Regions from separate parts of the Homo sapiens genome. Here regions 1, 2, 3 and 5 are each linked to region 4. A link is a contact called in ENCODE Hi-C or POLR2A ChIA-PET data. All regions are on one chromosome and are shown on one strand. Each heading gives the region's core, a stretch centred on a gene start or an enhancer-like site at or near the end of the contact. The rest is flanking DNA. Distances are from core to core; before and after follow the strand shown. Region 1 holds the start of TES (testin LIM domain protein). Region 2 overlaps TES (testin LIM domain protein). Region 3 has its middle 72 kb from the start of TES. Region 4 has its middle 160 kb from the start of PPP1R3A. Region 5 has its middle 58 kb from the start of CAPZA2.

Region 1 (4,272 bases), core at 755-3,254, 2.1 Mb before region 4:
AATTGAGCAGAAAATTCGAAGTTCCCATGTACCTCCCCCATGCCTTCCTGTCTCCAGCAGCCTCCCGGACTACCAACAACCCGTATCAGTGCAGTACATTTGTTACAAGTGATGAAACACATTGACACATCATTATCCCCAACATACATAGTTTACATTAGGGTTTACTCTTGGTGTTCTACATTCTATGGATTTTGATTAATGTATAATTACATGTATCAGCCATTTTATAGTATCATACAGAATAGTGTCATTACCCTAAAAATCCTGTGCTTCACCTGTTCATCCTCGGCAGCCCAAAATATGTTTACTTTTGCAAAGTTGTCTTCAAATAAATACTTAAAAGCAAGGACAAGACCCCCCAAGTTTTAGACAAGTACTAAATTAAGTAGCTCTTACCTACTTGAAAACTAAATGAGAGTAGTATTCATCAACAGAAAGCTAAGCGGGCAAAATGCTTTCCCCGCTTTTCCCCCATGACAAGCAAGATTAACCAAAAATATTACAGTTATTTAAAAGAAAAAAAGAAAGAAACCAAATGGGAAGAGAATAGAATGCAATCACGCTACCATTAACAATTTATGTTTTTCTGTTCTTGGATACCTTTTTGAGTGCCTGAGAATTTTAGTCGCAAGGAATGAAAAAAACTGTTTTCTCATTTCGAGTTTTTATTGGTCAATAGCTTCCTAACCGAAAACTCTGCAGTCCTAACACAATATTTTGTATCCATTTTCAAAAATCCAGTTCTGGGCATAAAATAGAATTAATGCTCAAGTCAAAAACTTTGTGTTTAGAAGATAAAATATTAGGAACCATGAGTATGAGAAAAACAAAAACTGTTTTCTGTATTTTTCCCTTCCTCTCTCTGCAAAACTTCTCTATTTGATAAGGGACAGCTAGCTTAAATTTACCACAAAGTAAAACATGAGCAAATCCCCTGGAACGAGGAGAACTTTCGCACAGGGCAATTCACTCGAATGTGACATCAGCATTCCTTCTGAGTCATAGTCTGGTCCCCACCCTTTTCTCCCAGGCGACACCAGGCTCCGCATAACCCGGGAGTGGCTCAGGTAGGGCCGTCGGTTCCAGTGCCTGCGAGGCAGCAGCCAAGCTGAAAATGTCTCCCTGCGCTGAGACGCTGGTGACAACCGCCCTTTGGGACTACCTGCCAAACAAGGAGAATGCGCTCTTTGACAGATAATTCCCTAAGAGGGAGGCACTGCCTCGGTCGGTAGACAAGTAATGAATGACCGAAAAAAAAATCACATTAGAAGTTATCACCAGCACGGGTGCGAAGGCAGTGCATTAAATCAACACTCATTTTAGAGCGCCCCAGACAGCCCAGCCGGAAGGGAGGAGATCAGAGCTGTCAAAGCACAGCAGAGCCCCAAACCACAAAGGCTTAATGAAATTCAACTTCCTGAGCCAGGAAGTGTCACGGTCTCGCCCGCACTCGCCCTAAGCTCGTCCTTTCCTTTTGAGGAGGCACAGGCAGAGCTGAAACATCTTAAGTAAAGTTTCCAACACCTACAACCACTGGGATTCCGTGAGACTGGAGAGAAGAGTCCCGCGCCCGCCCTCGCTCGCGCTTCCAATTCTGTCGCTCCCGAGTGTGGGGAGCTGGCGGGGCCGCCGAGCACCTCCTCTACCCAGGGGGCCAGGTCCCTGGGCCCGGGGCACCGCAGACCCAGAGCCGGGCTCACACCGGGGGGCCCGCGAGCCCCACCCACCTCGGCACCTCCGGCCGCCGCGCGCCGCGCGACCCGCGCAGGTGAAGCAGCCGCCGCCCGCCACGAGCGCCCCCCTACCTTCTTCACTTTGTTTTCCAGGTCCATGTTAACGCGTCCTATGGGTCCCCTCCTCCTCCTATCCGGGATCCCACGGCCGGGTTCAGCTGGCCTCCGGCTCCGCTGCGAACACGGGAAACCTGCGGAACTCCCGCGGCGCCGCTCAACAGCCACTCGCCCGGCGCCGTCGAACTTCCGCCGCCCAGTCCGCCGCAGCGGGCCTGCGGCCCGGACCCGGGAACAAAGGGGGCCGGGCAGCCAATGGCAGCCGGGCAGCTCCGGGCCGCCGCCAATCACCGAGCGCCGCACGCACCTTCGCGGCCCGAGCGCGGCGCTGGCAAGGTGAGAGGCGGGGCGGCGTCCGAGGCGGCGCCCTGCTGGGCAAGCTCAGTGACCCTGACCTGGTCTCCGAAGGGATTCTCTGGGCGTCCACGGGCCGGCTTCTAAAGAGCTGGGATCCCCAGCCTCCCTCTAGCTGAAGATGGAGAAGAACTTTTTCCATTTGGCAATTTGTACCTGTGTTTGCCCAGGACTTTTTATTTGGGTCAAGGGGAATAGTTATCCCAATACTAACTTCTCAGTTTATTTTCAGGGTAAAGAGAGAAAAAAAAGAGAGAGAGAGAGATTGTAGGGATCGTTAGGGATTCCTGTGATGGACCTTGGGCACTAAATTCAATATTGCGTTGTGGAGATGCCCTTTCCTCAATTGCTTTTTTCCACAATCCCAAATACTGTCAAGAAACCGTATCTTACATCCCTAAAGTCAGCGAAGATTCTTAGATTGTTTTCTGAGCATTGGGTTGTTCAAAAGTAAAGATGATGTGAATCACTTCAGAAACAGGTTGTGTCATTCCTTTGGAAGCAGAGGGTTGCCCTTTGTCTCTGTGTGAGATGGTGCTAGGCCTATCGCGTGCTCAGGCTTTGATGAAGCAGAGTCATCACATTGGTGCACCAAAGCTGAATTCATTTCATGCCCTAATTCAGGAGCAATTGCATCTAATACCATCAGATTGGTCGGTCTGGAAGGGAGCCTAACGATTACTTAGTCTAGCTTCCTCACTTTGCAGGGAACTGAGGACTCCAGAGGTGCAGGGACCTGCCTAATGTCTTAGCCTGTTGGGGACAGAGGCATTGCTCATGAATCTAAACAACTTCTCAAAGATGTTTGGGGCTGGAAGCACAGCATGTTGACTAAGGAAAAAGAGCAGTCAATTTTCTTCAATTTGTGGTTATGGCAAAAAATAACATTGCCCAGACAGCAGGTGACCTAATTTGGCACCTACTTTTAAAAATAACAAAACAATATAAAACAAACAAACAAAAATTCCCTAATAATGCAGATATTCAGGTCCAGATGTATGTCTGCCTTGCCTCGAGAAATTTGGTAGCTAAAAATATCCAAAATTCATTTTAGCCAATACTTGCAACTCTGCTTACTTGATTATTTGTTAACACAGAGCATTGATTTATAATGTGCATGTTTCCTTTATCCTATTAAGAATTAAAACTGAAATTACCAAAATGAGTTATGCATTTTTCTTTTCAGCTGATGTAAAACTTTTCTGTGTCATTTTCCCAAACCACCTTGAAAGGTGTGGGCCCCTGCAAAGTCTGCCCGTTGTAAGTGTATAGGATCATGAGGTCTAGCTATGACAAGGCAATTTTGTTTCTTTCAGAGAGCTTAACAGATGGAAAATGTCCAGTAAAGCAATTTAAATAAGGCATCAAACAAATGTTGTAACATAAATTTTGGACCCTTATTTGATGAGGTTGCAGAGATGACACTAAGAAAACCATCTGGAAACTTTTTTTTTTTAACTGTCAACTTCTGCCTTTCTCCCATTCTTCCTTCCCAACCCTCTCAGCATTACATTGTGTGTGTGTATCATTGGCAAGGATGGAAATAGAAATTCAGTGAGTTTTATCTGGAATTATCACTGTGCCAATTATATAAAAATAATTATAGATTATGTATAAATTATAAAAATAAAATTGAGGTAGATAAGTGTTAAGAGAGTTAAATTGTAAGTTTTTGTTCAGTTATTCAGGTGTTAAGCTACAGTTATTAAGGAGGTAGAACTGGCATGGTTTGATGAGTACATGTAGTTGATGACAGTGGAATGAATAGAAGATGGCACACATTTCTATCTTGATCACCTCTATGGATAGCTCAGAAAGAGAGAAAATATAGGATGATGGTCAGGGTTTTGTTCAGTTGTGCATTCTTTGGGGCTGGTGGTGGACATAAAGGATACAACTTTTAATATATTGAGTTTGAGACTGAGACATTGAAATGAGTATCCAAATATACATCTTGAATGCTGATTTAGGAGTTCACATCCTACATAAATAAATAATTAAAGGCCAAGAAGTGAGATGAGCCTCGGAGACAGTAAAATAAAAGAGAAGAATATCAAAGACACCAAGTGAGCAAGGCTGAGCAAGAGAAACACATAAAAGAGATAAGGGCTAGATTAAGGGTAAG
Region 2 (3,814 bases), core at 73-2,572, 2.2 Mb before region 4:
AACACCATGCAATAAGGCACAAAATTTCAGGGAATAGTATGTATCAAGCACTTGGATCATAGAGTGCTTGGAAGGGAAGTGGAAGAGGCTGGAAAAGCAAGCAGAGGCCAGATGTTAGGGTTTAATGTCAAAGGCCAAGAAATTTGCCTAAAAGAAGTCCAGTGGGAAACTACTGAGGGTTCTTAAGTCATCTGAAGTATGTAATAGTATCCATGTTCAAAAGACCATTCTTGTGATTGTGTGAGAGGCCAGACTAATAAAGAGGTAGAGAATAATTTAACTCTGATTTTTGAAATGTGCCCGATGGAGCCCTCAGGGTCCTAAGTCAAGGATCACCATGAAGCTGGAGGAGGAGGCTAAGTGGGCAGGGTCATGGGATCCCATGTCTACTTCACCCACATAAGTTCTGTGGCCCTAGACTAGACCTGGAATCTTTGTTACACTCAGGACAACTAGTCTAGAATATTTTACTTCAAAGACTGTACTGAAAGAGGCTACATAGGGAGGTCAAAGGCACCTGCTTCAGCTCTTTTAGCTATGGTGAAAAAGTCAGGGAATTATCAAGAATTCTGAGAGAAATGTGACTGGACCCATGCCAGGAAGATGTCAGAACTACTAAGAAATACCAATGGGGTGGACTGTTATCAACCCCAGCTGAATGACAGGCCATATGCAAAGTCCTAGACTATTATGGCTCTTAGATTTTCAGACTACACCCAGTTGATTAAATGAGTCTGTGTGATAAATTGAAATGTAAAAGGTTATTTTCATGCCATGGAGATCTGCTCTTGTCGGATATATTTTCATCTGAAAATATCGATTAAAATGATTAATATAGACATAACAAAAATGACTAACTTGCTTTAGAGAAAAGATGATATCTCTTAGGAATGAGCTTTAAAATCTCACGAGCGGTTTTTGGCAACTGCATAGCAGAACTAAAAAGAATGCAGGTTAAGTATCTCTTACCCAAAATGTTTCACAAGTAAAATAAAACAGAAGTGTATCAGATTTCAAATTTTTTTTAAATTTTGGAATATCTGCATAAACAATGAGATATCTTGGGGATAGGGCCCAAGTTTAAACATAAAATTAATTTCTGTTTCATATACAGCTTATGTACATAAGCTGATGGTAATTTTATACATATTTTAAATAATTTTGTACAAGACACAAAGGTTTGAATGCATTTTTGAATGCAACCTGTCACACGGTCAGGTATGTGAAATTTTCCACTTGTGGCATCGTGTTGACACTCAAGAAGTTTTGGTTTTGGAGCATTTTGGATTTTGGATTTTATGTATTATAAGATTGTAAGGTAAAAACTATGCCCAGGAGAGGGCAGTGCAGCCTTCTGTAAAGTTAACTAATAGGCCCAATAGAAAATAGTGTGAGCATTAAGAGCAGAGATGTTCTAATTCATGAAAACTATTTTGTGTTAAGTCACTTTACCTTTTTAAAACATGAGAGACATACTGCCACTTCTATGTCCCTTGAAGAGACAGCACAAGGGAGAGCTGCTTAAGTCTTGTAAAAAAAAATTCTGGAAAACTTTAGCTCCCTAAAACTGAAGAATTGTATCAAAACTGAAGAACTGTATCAGTTCTAGCAGGTTTCTACTGACTTTCCTATTTTAAACAATTATCTTTGTTTCTGAAAACTGATTCAATAAACTAGTTTTTAAAAGAGATTAATGTCTAAAATTTTATTTGTTTATATTCTCCTTTAATTTACACTGTACACATCTCCAAGAGCTGATGAAAGTATTCTAAACGGTTTCCTGTGGAAATCTGTAGTACAGAAGTGTTTCTCAAATGAGAGTCATCCTAACAAGGTAGCTGCCATCCTAAAACTGTATAGTTATCTTTATTTTTTTTTCCTGCTAATTCTAACTTTGAGCAGACTTGTGAATTACCACTATGGACTTGACAGTCATTCATAAGCACAGGTTTCAAATACTGATTTTAGATTTATATGATATGCAGTAGTACTTTCAAAACAACCTAAAGATAAGATCTATAGAAAATTCACATTTTTGACTCACTAACATTGTCTTGTGTATATATGCACTTCATTCAAACCAAGACACTACAATTAATTTTTTTCTTAAAAAAATTCAAGTGTTTCAATGGTTTTTCACTAGTAACTTTACAGCTAAAAATTTTAAAGAGATCTAAATTCAACTTCATTTCCTGATAACTAACATATACATGCTTGATTCAGTATTCATATTTGTTTACGGAAAATGTAGACATGAGATGTAAAGTTACCAATTTTTAAGAAGAGAATAATTAAATTATTAAACAGGGCCAGGCATGGTGGCTCACGCCTGTAATCCCAGCACTTTGGGAGGTTGAGGTGGGCTGATCACTTGAGGTCAGGAGTTTGAGACCAGCCTTGCCAACATGGCGAAACCCCATCTCTACTAAGAATACAAAAAAGAAAAATTAGCCAGGTGTCGTGGCACAAGCCTGTAATCTCAGCTATTCAGGAGGCTAAGGCAAGAGAATCGCTTGAACCAGGAAGCGGAGGTTGCAGTGAGCTGAGATCACACCACTGCACTCCAGTCTAGGTGACAGAATGAGACTTCGTCTCAAAAAAAAAGTAACAAATAAATTATTAAACAGTCCTGGAGGATTACCACAAACTTATTTACCACCAGAAAGATGATATATTCAGTATTTCAGGCTCGAAGGAAATCTTAAAGACAGCAAGCAAATCCAACAACTCTAAATAGTTATTATGGTCCAATTCACTAAGTCAAACTTAATGACAGTAAGACAGAACACTTTTTATGTTGTATTCATTTCTCAGAAAAGACAGTAACAGGTCTGCAACTTAGCAACCATGCTGGAGAACTCGAAGATATCTCCACTGTCTGAGGAAGTATTGCAAAAAGTATAAATTACTAATGTGGTTGCAGTTTTCAAAACAATACCTCCAGAAGTGCAGTTCGAATCCTTCACATTTTTCTTTGCATTTTAAACAAGGGGCTCCAAATCCTTGCTCGTGACCTAAGCCCATCTGTTAAAAAGAAAACATCATGAATCTGTTATTAGATTCTTTACAAATCTAAAAATTCAATAAATTGCACTTTTAATTCCACTTACCACTTGTGTTGAGATAACTTTCAAACAAATCTTATATTTAGTCAATGATGATACCCAGGTATGTACATGGCAGTTCCAAGTACATACATAACATATTTTATATTCTGATTGCTTTTTATCATGAAAAGAAAAGCATCAGAATATAACTGTATAGAAAACTACAAATATTGCAAATAACAAAAACTCATGAATTTATGTCTTTGGCCACTACTTGCCCCATAGTACAGCCCCATAGCACAATAGGTACAACACTCAGAAAACTATACCTTAAAAAGCAAGTCTCATCCTGAATAACATATTTTACATCAAACAAGGAATTAAAGATTTTAGGAATTACAACTGAAATATTATTTTTATTATGATAAATATTATTATAATAGCTACAATATACACTTATTGAATGCCAGTGCTATGGCTTTAATGTCCGTGCTCCTCCAAAATTCATGTTGCAACTTAATCCCCAATGTACCAATATTAAGAAGCTGGGCCTTTATGAAATGATTAGGCAGTTAGCAATGAGGGCTCCACCCTCATTGATGGGATTAGCCCCTGAGGGAGTGAGTTCCTCTCTTCCATCTCTTCTGAACCTTCCTCCATGTGAAGATGCAGCAACAAGGTGCCATCTTGGAAGCAGAAAGCAAGCCCACACTAGACACTGAGTCTGCCAGTGCCTTGATTTTGAACTTCCCAGCCTCCAGAACTTG
Region 3 (3,949 bases), core at 22-2,521, 2.1 Mb before region 4:
CAAGGATGCTGAGGTAGTCTTTGGAGCCTAAAATTCCTCCTTATGAGATGGAGTCATTAAAAAAGGTAAATTTATTCAAGCATGTTATTGATTCTGTGGAATACTAAACAGAACACATAGATTAAATTGGCTCTATTCTTGCGTGAAGAATGTTAAACTGTGGAATCTAAACAAAGAGTAGACCCTCTTCCAGAGCCACTCATTTCTTTCACTTATCTGATTTTCCATCATGTCATGCTTTATTTCTCAGAGTTGCCTCTTTCTAGATTCCAAAAGTCAATCCTCCAGTCTTGGCCTTTATTACTGAAACCTTAGATTGTTTTAATAGCCAATGAATGGATTTCCTCACAGTCCTTCACCTCTCCTGGTAGAATTTTTCACTCCTGCTTCATCTGCTATGCTTAACCTGCTATGATGATATTTCTAGAACATTCCTTCCATTGCATCATGCCCCAGCATAAAACACTATGGTGCTCCCTTTTGCTTTGTTTATCCTTGGATCTATGTCTCTTGGACATCTGCAATCCAGCCTCATGGGGGTTATGCCCATTTCTGTCCAAGTGCCCTGAGTGCCTGGTCAAGGTTCAGCTGGTTTCTTTCTATCTTCTGTTTATCCTATGCTCATTTGTGTATCTGCATACCATCATCTGGTGATTTATCTTCTGGTCTCTCCTTTTGCCTACCTTCTTTCTCTCAATTCTCCCAGTCTTTAAGGCCTATCTCAAACTCCCTCTCTTCTACAAACCTTTCTTCTCCAGGACACAAATATAATCTCCTTCTGTGGACTACCAGAGTAATTCTGGCCAGGATCCCTTAGTTTATCACAGAATTGTTTTCTGTTTCTTAAGATTTGGTTTACTTTCCTAACCTTGATCATAAACTAAATAAATGCAAGGTTCAATGATTTAAACTTTTTGTTTTACATTACCTCCATTCTTGGCACACTCAATAAATAATAACAATAAAATTCTAGTGTGATGAAAGGTGAGCTTTAATCAAAGAAAGCATGATAAAGCAGTGGCTCTTGAACGGAGAAGGTTTGTTGAAAGGCTGAGGACGGGTTGAGAAGCGGTGAGAATGGATCATTGTTCTGACACTGTGCGGGATGGAGTGCTGGGCAGTGAATGGAGGCTGTCAACTCTGGTTAGACTTGGCCATTGTTCCTGGGACGCCCGTGTTAGCTCTGAGTAAGAGATAATTCATCAGAACGCTCTTGTACTTTTTTTCTCTCTTGCTCTGGGGCAGAAACTGTTCTACTTCACAGGCTGAACTTTTTACCTCTTGCCCTGAGAGGCAGAAACATGCTGCCTGAGTGCTTCCATTTTGAGACACCTTGTAGGAATCCTTATTGAATTGCTTTAGAAGAGTAGATTCTTAGCCCTCTAGTGCAGCAATCTGCCACGGCAACCCCAGAGAGTGTTATTTTTCAGTCAGAGGTAGAAGCCTCCTGTAATATGGGCTCACTGGGCTTTTGGGGAAAAAAGACAGCATTTTGCAAGCTTAGTTCTAATTGAACATCCCCATGTTGCAATTATTATTGTATTTCAGTCTCGTAGCCTTTGTTACAGAGGTTTTTGTGTGAGTTAGGAGGGGACACGTTGGGTGACCGCTCAAGCCTTTACTTTTTTTCTTTAATTTATTAGAGTTCAAATTAAACAAGGCTCCTGCTGTTACCAAAGTTTTCTGAACTATTTTGTGTAAATGTTATTCATCCTTTGAAATCAATACAATTAAAAGTTGTGTTAAGAGTCTTCCTTTGCAAGGCTATGAACTTTTTCTCTAAGGATTTTTAACTTGTTTCAGGTCTTTGATTTCTTAAATGCATTTCAGAAAAGAAGATATACATGTTCTTTAATTGCTTCTTAAATTGGCAAAGTTATATTCTGTCTCTTAGACAAAAATCTTTAAATGATTGCATTTCTCTGTAGATTAGTAGCTTGTTAATTTTAGGGATGAAATGAACTCAGGAATAAAAATCATTTGACCGAGTTATCTCAGGCCTCACTTCAAAAAGATGCAGATTCTCCCTAACAAGGGCCTATATGAGATCAGAGCTTCTGTGTGACGTACTGGGGACATCTAGTGGACAAAAGTCAGAATGGAACATTAAACTGTATACCCAAACAGGATCCTAACTTTCAGATAATATCATGCTTATGAAAAAATCAGAAAATCAGTGCACTGTCTGTGAAGATAAAATACCATGTACATCTAACACCTGATTTTAGTGTTATCTGTTGTTTTGAATTCATTATAAATATAATGGCTTATCTTATTTGATTACACTTAGTTTATTGCAGCAGTGTCAGATTTTTAATTTAATAGATCCTGTACATGATGGAAAATATCTCATTATCAACATTGGAGAGGCAGATTTACGTAGCAGAAATGAATGTTGTGTTTGGCTAGGTATATAACCTGAGGAAAGATTGTGAATCTCTTTACTTTCACATATAAAGTGCATGGTTAAACAAATGACCGCATTTCTTCTGGTTTGGAAATCTAGAATTCTTGATTATTTTCATTTATTTTATTCATATTCATTTCATATTCATATTCAAATTTATAATTATTTATTTATTAATATTTTCATTTTCTAAACTATTTTATACTGTACAGAGGGTTTTCACAAGTATCATTTAAGTTGATTATCAATAAAAATGTCTTAGGTATTTAGTTCAAATTTTATAAATTGATAGGAAGGTAAGATGACTTGTGAACTAAAAAGCCCAAGTTTCTTGACATTTGAACCCTTCTAGTAGAATTTCACTGTTGATGCAGTGTGTGTAAATTTCTTAATGTTTGGGGGAATTCAGTTAAACTCTCAATAGAGAGTAACTACCAGTTAGCATCTACCCTAATCATCTTCACATATATCATTTCTAATCATCTTAATAACTTGTAGAATGGAATCCTTAAACCCAATTCATAGTTGGAAAGTTAAGACTCAAAGACATAAAATAGCTGCTCAAGTTTACGAGAGAGTCACTGTCAAGGCCTATACTCACATCCAAGTCTCTCTGAGTTTATTAAAACAATGCCGAAAAGCAACACTTTTGCAAGTAAGGTGACCCCAGAAAGCTGGCACTGTGTGTGTTTATTTCTTTCCCTTGAGGATTTAGAAGTCCACTGGTAAGCATTTGTAAAGTCTCAAACTAGACCTGTCAAACATAAAGACACAGAAACATAAATACAACTTAGAATTGAATATCTCAGATGCTTTTTAAAAATTATTTTAAAAGACAAAAACAACATGATGAGTCTCTTACCTTGGGGGAAAAGATCATCAAGAAAATATGTGATAATTGCTGGTCACTCTGAAGTCCATGATGATGAGGAAATGATGTTTAAGATATGATAGAGACACAACAGAACATGTGGTAAAGTTTTAGGATTAAATTAGCCAAAGACAAATTTATAGAAGAAACAACTTTAAACAGCAAATATTGATTAAATTTGGAGGAATATTATATGAAATTAACAGTTTTTACACATTCCAGTTTGCCATTGAAAATTACTTCATTGAGAAGAGATTTGGAATAGTGAAAGGGATCAATGAATTAGATATGGTGCTTTAAAAAGTCACATAATTTATTTTGATAACATTAATTGAATTAATTTTACTTTGAAAAAATCTTAAATGACACTAAAATTAAATACTGATAATATCATCATAAATGACACCTTTCTCTTATTTCATTTCTTTTCTTACAAATGTTTAGCTTTACAAATAAATTGAGAAATTATTCATATGACTTGCATTTTTATTTAGGACAGTATTCAAGAATCAACTGATTTTTCAAAATTTGAAAGTCAATGAGTTAACATTATAAATAACCTAATATTAATGTTCAATTTTCTATTGAGATTGAAAACATACTATGATTTATTAATAGTGAAATGTTTACATTATTAACTTCAAGCTGTTTAAGGGAAATCCAATGTGTTC
Region 4 (3,876 bases), core at 48-2,547:
GAACAGTCATTATCATTAGAAAACGCCAGCCCCAAATGGCCCTACCTCGCCCTTTTGAAAGGTGGGGATAATTTTATGTTAAGTAATCTGCGTTTATGCTTCACTAGGAAACCTCAATAAAAACGGATTCTGAATAAACTTGAAACTATTTTGGAAAAAAGAAGAGTAAACGACGTGGAAATCCTTGGAAAACTGGGGATGTACCTTTCCAGGGGGGTTATAAATGAAGGGAATAGAACAATCAAAAGGTGGACAGCTTCTCACTTCTTTTTCTTCTTCTTCCCCCGCGTACATCGACCCCACTGACTTCCCTTTTCTCTCCAGGTGTACCGAGTAAGTGAGCGGGAAAGGTTTATTGTAAAAGAGCTAGGGCCACTTGGAAGATCAAGTTCCCAACGAGGAGAAGGAGGGTTAGGGTCTCAAGACTTGGAGAGGAACGAGTTTAGTTAGCCTTTCACTTTTCTGTACACAAAGAAACGTTTTGGTGAAATTCGCAGCCTCTAACGTTCCTTTCTGGAGAGTACAGATAGCCAAGAGGTGCGAAAGGACATCTCAGTCGGAGGAGTATATATTTATAGAGTGGACGCGTACCCTTCCGGGGCCTTTTTCTCAGTGAAACTGAGCCCGCAGCTCCCAAGTGCCCCCGCTCAACTTCGCCCCCATTATCTCCTCCTCGCCTGCTGCCATGCCCCGGGCCACCAACCCATCCCGCAGGGAAGCTGTCCAGGGAGTTGGGAAAACAGGTCCTGTCAGGAGCCGCTGCCCTCGGTGGACCCCTCGGCTGCAGCCAATGGGCTGGGCCCGGGTTCGAGAGGTGAAAGTTCAGGCCCGGGGCTCGCAGCTCGCTTCGCCTCTCCGGCCGCCTCCTTTTCAGCCCCCGCCCCTGGCCACACTGCAGACACGGCCCGGCTACCAGGGGCCGCCACGGTGGCACGTAGTTTGTTGATGGGTGGTCATAAAATATATTTATTTGCAATTCCTTGAACTCGTCCACCACTCCCGCCCCAGCATGGCCCCGAACACTGCAGGCTTTGTTCGCCTCGGCTGCTGCTGGAACTGGCCGGGGTTTAGCGCTCTGTGCTAGCTGACTCCAAAAAAAGTTGAAGTATAATAATAGGAAAACCGGGTTTCCGCAGCCGAGGAAAACGCTGAAAGGGCAAACAGCGATCGAATAGTTTTCTTTTGCACAAGTCACTGGTCAGCCCACTGGATCGAGGCAGCCTTTAAACGAAACGCTGCATATTGGAAAGAGAAGGAAAGCCAAATTCTGTCCCTGTAGTCGCCGCGCAGGGTCATAGGCACGGTTCAGGTCTTCTTTGCAGCACGTGGATCGGCAAAAGTCATTTAAAGAGGTTCCAGAAGAAAGTTCAACGGCTCAACTGGGTGAATGAGGAGTTTCACCAAGTGGACATCAAAGCTTCCTCACGAAAGTTTATTTGATTTCAAGTTTATTTTACGACGAAACCACAAATCAACAAAATTCGAGACACTGCTCTAGTACGGTCCTAGTGAAAGATAAATTCGTTTGAAATGGCCTCTGTCAGCGCATCTTGCGCGAAATAAAACACCGCAGATGAGAGGAAGTATAGCCAAGATGAAGGAAAGCGACGCACGCGAATGACAAATTAGAAATGTTAGTTTACTGCTTCTCCCAGTGAACCTCTTTGATTTTCAGTTATTTTTTATAAAAATATAATTTTTCACACACTTAAGTCTGTTTTTTCCAACACTTTCAAACAACAACTACATTTTTCTCTTTCAGAGCCGTTTTATCTCTGTAATTGTGACTTGTACTTAAATTTCAACTGACTTGGAGAAATCGCTGGGAGAAAGGAAAGGGGGTGTTTTTAAATTACTATTTTTTCCTGTTATAAATAACATCTTCAAAATTGTGCTACTCACTTCAAATAGCCTGTAACTAAAGTCTTAAATGCAAGGTATTTTTCCTTTCACACAGAAAAAACAGTCACATATCAGTTTCCTGTGTTTTCACATCCACTACAGTTTTCTGAAGATGAGCAAATAAGCAGACTCCTTTTAGACGACTTTTCCCCATTCTCCTCCCTGACACATTTAGGGAAAAGAGAAAATTCTAATTTCACCGAAGTCAAATCAAGGGTAATCTATGTTACATCAGACTGAATGGAGATATTGTGAAATTGGTGGAGTTACACCACCATCTGTCGTTAAGCTTAGGGACTACAAAATTTGGGACCTATAATAAATCCTAATGAGCTCTCCCAACTTTTTTTAAAAAAGTCACAGACTATATTTTTCATTTGTGTTTTTATAGCATATACCCTGAATTTACCTGGACCCTGAAGCAATAAATATTTGTTCATAAACCCACACTTCTACCCGGGTTCTCTCATCTTCAGAAGATTAAAAAAATTCTCCACATCTGCCAGCCTTCACATAAAGCCCTTTGGAATCAGCTATGGGCCTGCAGATTTCCGCTGCCCTGCCCCTAGCTTCTCCTAGGCTGCTGGCAGGAACCATGGAGACTCAACAACAGGGGCTACCCATATCCTCCAGTGAACAATACACTTAATTCTCTCTCTAATGTAGCCTAGTTCATTGTTAGTAGGTATATATCTAATCTTGAAAAAACGTAACCACAGCATATCACTGCTAAGAGGTTGGCTCTGAGTGTCCTAAAACTTTGATTGAAAGGCAGTTAATACTAGGTTCCAGTTTTAGTTGATCTTGGTGGAGAGACAAAGATCAATTGCTCTGGGATGGAATCTTGCAGGCTAAGTGGGTTCTATACCCAGGAAAGCTTTATCCAAATGAATATAGAAAGGGGATAACTACTGGATAAAGAATTCCAATACTGAATCAAAAGCCTCCATCAAGCAGTGAAGACTCCGTTTTTTGTTTGCTTGTTTGTTTTTCACAACCCTCCAATCCTCCAATGGCATAGTATTGATATTATATTTCTAAGGATCTTAAAATATTTCACTAGAATGTTGTACCCCTTTCTGTGTTAAGGACTTGATTACCAAATTTCTATTTTCCAGAAAATAAAAATCAATGAAAATAAAGTCTAATCGCTTGTGTATGTTAGTAACACATCAACTAAAAATAATGATGTTAACTTGAATCATATAAATTTGTCTCTATTTGACCAACTTTGAACAACACAAATGACAATTTAATATGGTTCAATTTAATAGATCTTACATTTTTCTGAGACATAGTCTATATAAGAGAAAGCAAAGTTAAATTTCTTCTTACACATTGATTCAAATATGTGGAATTTCCTGATGCAAGAGCTCTTTGTCTGTTAATGTTTCTAACATGAAATTAATCTTAGACATGGTATGTTTCTGAATTACTATGAAATTTTATAACTGAAGGAAACGTCAAGATATTCTAGTCCAATCTCCTCATTTTAAATATCATTAAGCAAAGCCCAGGCATGGAGGAAGCCCACACAGCTAGTTAGTTGGTAAAACTCCACTAGCTTTTGAACTATTTTGTGTTTCTAAACATATAATCAGGTTCCTGTTACTCCAGAAAATGTTTTTTTTTTCTTTCTTTCTTTTTTTTTTTTTTTGCCATACATCTCTATGTCTTTACAGTTTCTTCACATCCATCAAAACTGATGTGGCTCAGTGATGGCAATAGCCTTGGATTTTATTACAGTATTGAAGATGTTAACTGTCATGTCATGTCCACTGTAATACACAGGAGAAAAAAATTCTGATGACTCGTTTCTCTTGAAAGTCAATTAGACTTTACAAGGTTTCTTCGATAGTGTAAAGAGGTTCATTGCAAGTGTTCATCATAGAAAAGCTGATGGCAAGAGGTGTTAAAACAAACCACAGTTTATGATGTTTTTCAGGGTTAATTTTCTTCAGGGACTCATAGGAG
Region 5 (4,031 bases), core at 435-2,934, 2.7 Mb before region 4:
GCCCTAACTGGCTTCAAACCTTTGTTCTTTTGATACAACTCCTCACTAACAGTCAACCAGGACTCAGGTCTTCTCTGGTATTAAAGCAAGAACAAGCAATTTTAGCTTAAAAAGTGAAGAATTTCAGTAGTGATTTGGTTAATTTGCGTTCCCTCTAAATGATTTTACCTGAACTCCACGGATGCTTTAGTTAAGTACATATTTTAAAATTGGAATTATTTAAATAATTGCCTAACTTGCATTTTTTTGCTCCCATTTATTATTCTCTCTATGTATGAAGAACCATTTCCTTTTAAAAATAATGTTGCCCATACCCTTATGAACTAGTTAATTTTCTTTCCAACATTTTCTTTTGGGCCATGTAGATATGACCTAATAGTCACTGCAATAATGCTGTTGTTTCAAAGGGTAGAGACCTTTTTTCTTATACAAATTGAATGTGAAGAAAAAAAAAACCACCTCACACAGTGTGAGAATGCCTGTTTTTCTTGGTAATATTTCATTTCCTTAGCGAGACTATTTTCTTCTGCTTTCCATTGTCAGCAGACAAAAAATATACAATTAAATCAAGGAAACCTGGCAGGGCCGATTTGGGAAAATCGAGTGAAATCAGTTTCTGATTTGAACAAAGGGCAGTTTATTATGTTGGAAAAACACTGCTCTGATGAGATTCACACTCAACATGTCTCATGTTAGCACCGGACACCACCTTGGAGCTCCATTTGTGTTTATCTTTGAGAGGGGGTAGTGATTTTACCCCCAAACTTTGAACTCCAAAGAGGACATGGAGTTGTTTAAGGGTCAGCTAGCGACCAGCACCCAGAATGTTCAAGCAGAGGCCCAGGGCCAGATTCCCTGACTTCTCCAGCCTTGAGCTCTTTGATTCTGAGTACAGATTTGTGTAAACAACTCCAGCAATTATGTGGGAGCAAATGAAGTGCTGGGGTTGGTTAGAGGGAATTTTGTGAATCAGATGAGTTCTACGGAGATTTTCAAAGTAAAAAAATTACATTCTGATGAACCATAATAACACCTTGTACTTGTGTAAAATCTTACACAATTTAATATTTACAATCAATGCTGTGAGGTATAATCTTAATTTTTTATAGACAAGAAAAGCACAACTTTTAAGTAATGTGGAAGGTCACATAGGCAGTAAAGTCAGACTGGATCAGGACCCTGGTCCAGTTTCTATTAGGTTGATACTACCAAAAAGGATGAAGAAAATCAATGTCTGTTTTCATGATTTTTACCTTCAGACTTTTCTGAACTGTGCCAAACTTTGGACATCTGTGGAGGTAATTTTATTCTAGAGTCTTGAATAAAAATTTAAAAAGTAAAATCAAGGTCTCCGGCAATAATGACTGCCACCCTTTGAGAGCTTTGCACACATTGTCTCATTCAATCTTTGCACAATCTTATGAGGAAGCCACTGTTAGTATTTCTACTTTATGGATTCAGAAACTGAGGCTTAGGAGGGTTACGCAATTGGTCCAAAATCGCACTACTGATAAGTGGTGGAAATGAGTCTGACCTAGCATATCTGATTCCCAAGTGTGTCCAGCTAACCTCTGTGCTATCATGAATACATCGAGAGTGAGAGTGGGGGGTGGGTGGGCCTGCCAGCCGCTCTCTGGGCGCTGAATTATGACTGGATTAAGTCAGTAACATGATGTCAGGCGACTCAGGTTTCCACATGTGGCTCTTTATGTAACAGGCAAAATTAGATTGGTGTGCTTCTGCCAAAAGGACAGTTGGACCGAAGGCAAGTAACTTGCTACAGTAAACAACCCATCTCTATGATGCATGTTTGCCACACTTAAGTACAGTTCAGTCTCCTAAAAGTTGTCAGTCAGCTGAGATTCTGAAATAATCTTTCACAGAGTGCTGCTTATCATAAATGGGTGATTTATTTTTATTACCTAAGTTTAAAACTCTTTATAACTTCCAAGCATCTGGAAACTTTCACTGCAAATTTCCATTGAAAAACAGAACTAGAATTTTAGAAAAGCATACTATTTTGTTGATTAAAAATATATTTATTCTGCTTTGGCAAATAGAAACAAGTGAATCTCTTTCTTTAATTTTTTATTAAGAGAAAATCATTTTAATCTCCTCTCCATTTAAATAAAAGTTGAGCAAAACAAAGGTAAAGGATACTGGTTTGAAGCAATATCAAATTATAAGTCAGTGGGGGAGGGGGTAGTTCACAGAGCTTGGTCTAGCCCTGTTTATATGGCTCATACCCCAAAGGGGGATATTTCTGTTGAGAGTTCAAAGTCACAGAGGTAGAAGAACAATATTCTTGACTGGGGAAGGGTGTGCCGAGTCATAGTTCGGTCAATAAGACAAAGGTTATTGAAGGATGTACTAAAGTGTCTGGTTTAGTTCAGTTCCACTGATGCAGAGTGGAACATTTCTGAAAAAGTGCATTAATATTAGCTACCCATGGGGAGTGAGGATGGAGGGGGAGAGAAAGTGGTCGGAGGATATTTCCTGTTCACTTTATATCTTTTTGTCCAATTTAAAATTTTTTCCTCAAAAATATATTTTATAATAAAAATAAACAAAATGAAACAACAAAGGATCTGCACAGAGAACATCTAGGAATGGGCATAGGTTTTTAAGCAGGAAAGTGAAGTGATCAGATATATAATTTTGGTAGCTGTTTTGGGGTTATAAGGAAGAGGCAATACGGAAAGGTAGAATCAAGAAGTCAGCTGTTAGAATACTCTTGAAATAAGATGTTGAGTAATAAGTTCTAAGTGAAGTATAATTTTGAGGCACTATTCTAAAGCCCACATGGAAGATCCACTTCTTTTTTTTTGTTTTGTTTTTTTTGTTTTGAGACAAAGTCTCACTCTGTTGCCCGAGCTGGAGTGCAGCGGTGCAATCTCGGCTCACTGCAACCTCTGCCTCCGGGGTTCAAGCGATTCTCGTGCCTCAGCCTCCTGAGTAGCTAGGATTACAGACAGGCACCCGCCACCACGCCCAGCCAATGTTTGTATTTTTAGTAGGAGACAGGGTTTCACCATGTTGGCCAGGCTGGTCTCAAACTCCTGACCTCAGGTGATCCACCCACCTCGGCCTCCCAAAGTGCTGGGATTACAGGCGTGAACCACTGCGCCCGGCCGAGGATCCACATTTTCTTCAGATCAGAGTATTTAAAATAAAACGATTCTAGGCAAACAGAATGTTAGATCTTTGATATGCCTACACTAGAGGGAGTTGCATTTTTATTATCAGATTACTTCTCTGTCAATAAAACAATGCATAAGTAAACACATCCTTAAAGTACAAAAGTAAAAGTACATACAGATACATGAAAGAAAAAAATGATAAAGAATCTATAATTTGTGAACGACAAACGAACTTAAAAAATTGAGTAAGAACAGCAAATGATCAAATGATGCATTTTTTTTTTTTTTGCTTTAGCTTCTCCCCCTGCCCCACTTTGAATCAACCAGGCTCCATAATGGCAGCCCTGATTTTTTACTTTCTGTCAGTTTAAGCATTCGTTTACTAAAACAATAGCAGTTCAATAAGCAAGACTAATTCCTGAGAGCATTACCTTAGACCATTAGCTTTTAGTCAGTCATTAATTCCTGTGACATGTCCTGGGATTAGATCATTATTGTTATCATTATTATTTTTCTCAATTCAATTTGTTTTCAAAAATGCATCTATGTTGTTTTAACGCTAGATATTTCCTTTCTGAAATATGATTTTTAGTGACTTTGGGACAGTGATTTGCTGCTTCATCCAGGTGTTTCCATAGGCCCTTTCTCACAGCTTAACAAAAAATTAGAAGAAGTTTTACAGCAGTATCACACTAGGATATTTGAGTGTCTCTGTAATTTTTCTTTACTGAGACTTCTAAAATCATTTCTGAGGACCACGTGACTGACTTTAGACATGTGGCCTCTTGGGGGCAGGATTTCACAAAGCCTTTGTATTCAGCGTTTCTTGTTTACAAGAATTGTTGCCACTGATGAATATGGTGGTTGTTTAGTCACAGTTCTGCAGAAGGA

Evidence for each region. A loop is a pair of places that touch in the nucleus more often than their neighbours do. ChIA-PET counts read pairs that join two places held with the same protein, here RNA polymerase II (POLR2A). Pooled maps may share reads with other maps.
Region 1: a map of endothelial cell of umbilical vein shows a loop between it and region 4 (5-fold over the local background). The contact joins the promoter of TES here to the enhancer-like site in region 4. A Hi-C loop is called at or near these places in 3 of 168 maps with a recorded cell type or tissue (chondrocyte, endothelial cell of umbilical vein and sigmoid colon), 1 of 37 single-sample maps with no recorded cell type and 9 of 50 pooled maps.
Region 2: a loop to region 4 is called in a map of IMR-90, with 9 times the contacts of the local background. The contact joins two enhancer-like sites. A Hi-C loop is called at or near these places in 3 of 168 maps with a recorded cell type or tissue (IMR-90, PC-9 and sigmoid colon) and 8 of 50 pooled maps.
Region 3: a map of GM12878 shows a loop between it and region 4 (4-fold over the local background). The contact joins two enhancer-like sites. A Hi-C loop is called at or near these places in 13 of 168 maps with a recorded cell type or tissue (B cell, GM12878, HCT116 and 9 more), 9 of 37 single-sample maps with no recorded cell type and 23 of 50 pooled maps.
Region 5: a loop to region 4 is called in a map of gastrocnemius medialis, with 5 times the contacts of the local background. The contact joins two enhancer-like sites. A Hi-C loop is called at or near these places in 1 of 168 maps with a recorded cell type or tissue (gastrocnemius medialis) and 9 of 50 pooled maps. POLR2A ChIA-PET finds 5 or more read pairs at or near these places in 1 of 52 experiments (activated CD4-positive, alpha-beta memory T cell).

What each region holds. Positions count from the first base shown.
Region 1 is chr7:116,208,271-116,212,542 of GRCh38, reverse strand. It overlaps TES (testin LIM domain protein), which reads right to left and starts at 2,004. Exons shown (of 7, transcript NM_015641.4): 1 at 1,809-2,004. The coding sequence starts at 1,835. RefSeq lists an enhancer at 1,076-1,315 and silencers at 1,676-1,765, 1,906-2,105, 1,860-2,122, 2,156-2,285.
Region 2 is chr7:116,233,744-116,237,557 of GRCh38, reverse strand. TES (testin LIM domain protein) reads right to left here. Exons shown (of 7, transcript NM_015641.4): 2 at 2,939-3,024. It overlaps LOC124901730 (a long non-coding RNA gene), which reads left to right. Exons shown (of 4, transcript XR_007060485.1): 4 at 1-1,690. Among named protein-coding and RNA genes, the nearest start is that of TES, 25 kb to the right of the region's middle. Within about 2 kb of position 1,322, at least 3 of the 41 ENCODE cell types and tissues checked have a DNase peak (open chromatin) inside an H3K27ac peak, as active enhancers do.
Region 3 is chr7:116,136,518-116,140,466 of GRCh38, reverse strand. It overlaps a transcript of TFEC not described here. Among named protein-coding and RNA genes, the nearest start is that of TES, 72 kb to the left of the region's middle. Within about 2 kb of position 1,271, at least 3 of the 41 ENCODE cell types and tissues checked have a DNase peak (open chromatin) inside an H3K27ac peak, as active enhancers do.
Region 4 is chr7:114,080,397-114,084,272 of GRCh38, reverse strand. No RefSeq gene overlaps it. Among named protein-coding and RNA genes, the nearest start is that of PPP1R3A, 160 kb to the right of the region's middle. Within about 2 kb of position 1,297, at least 3 of the 41 ENCODE cell types and tissues checked have a DNase peak (open chromatin) inside an H3K27ac peak, as active enhancers do.
Region 5 is chr7:116,802,943-116,806,973 of GRCh38, reverse strand. No RefSeq gene overlaps it. Among named protein-coding and RNA genes, the nearest start is that of CAPZA2, 58 kb to the left of the region's middle. Within about 2 kb of position 1,684, at least 7 of the 41 ENCODE cell types and tissues checked have a DNase peak (open chromatin) inside an H3K27ac peak, as active enhancers do.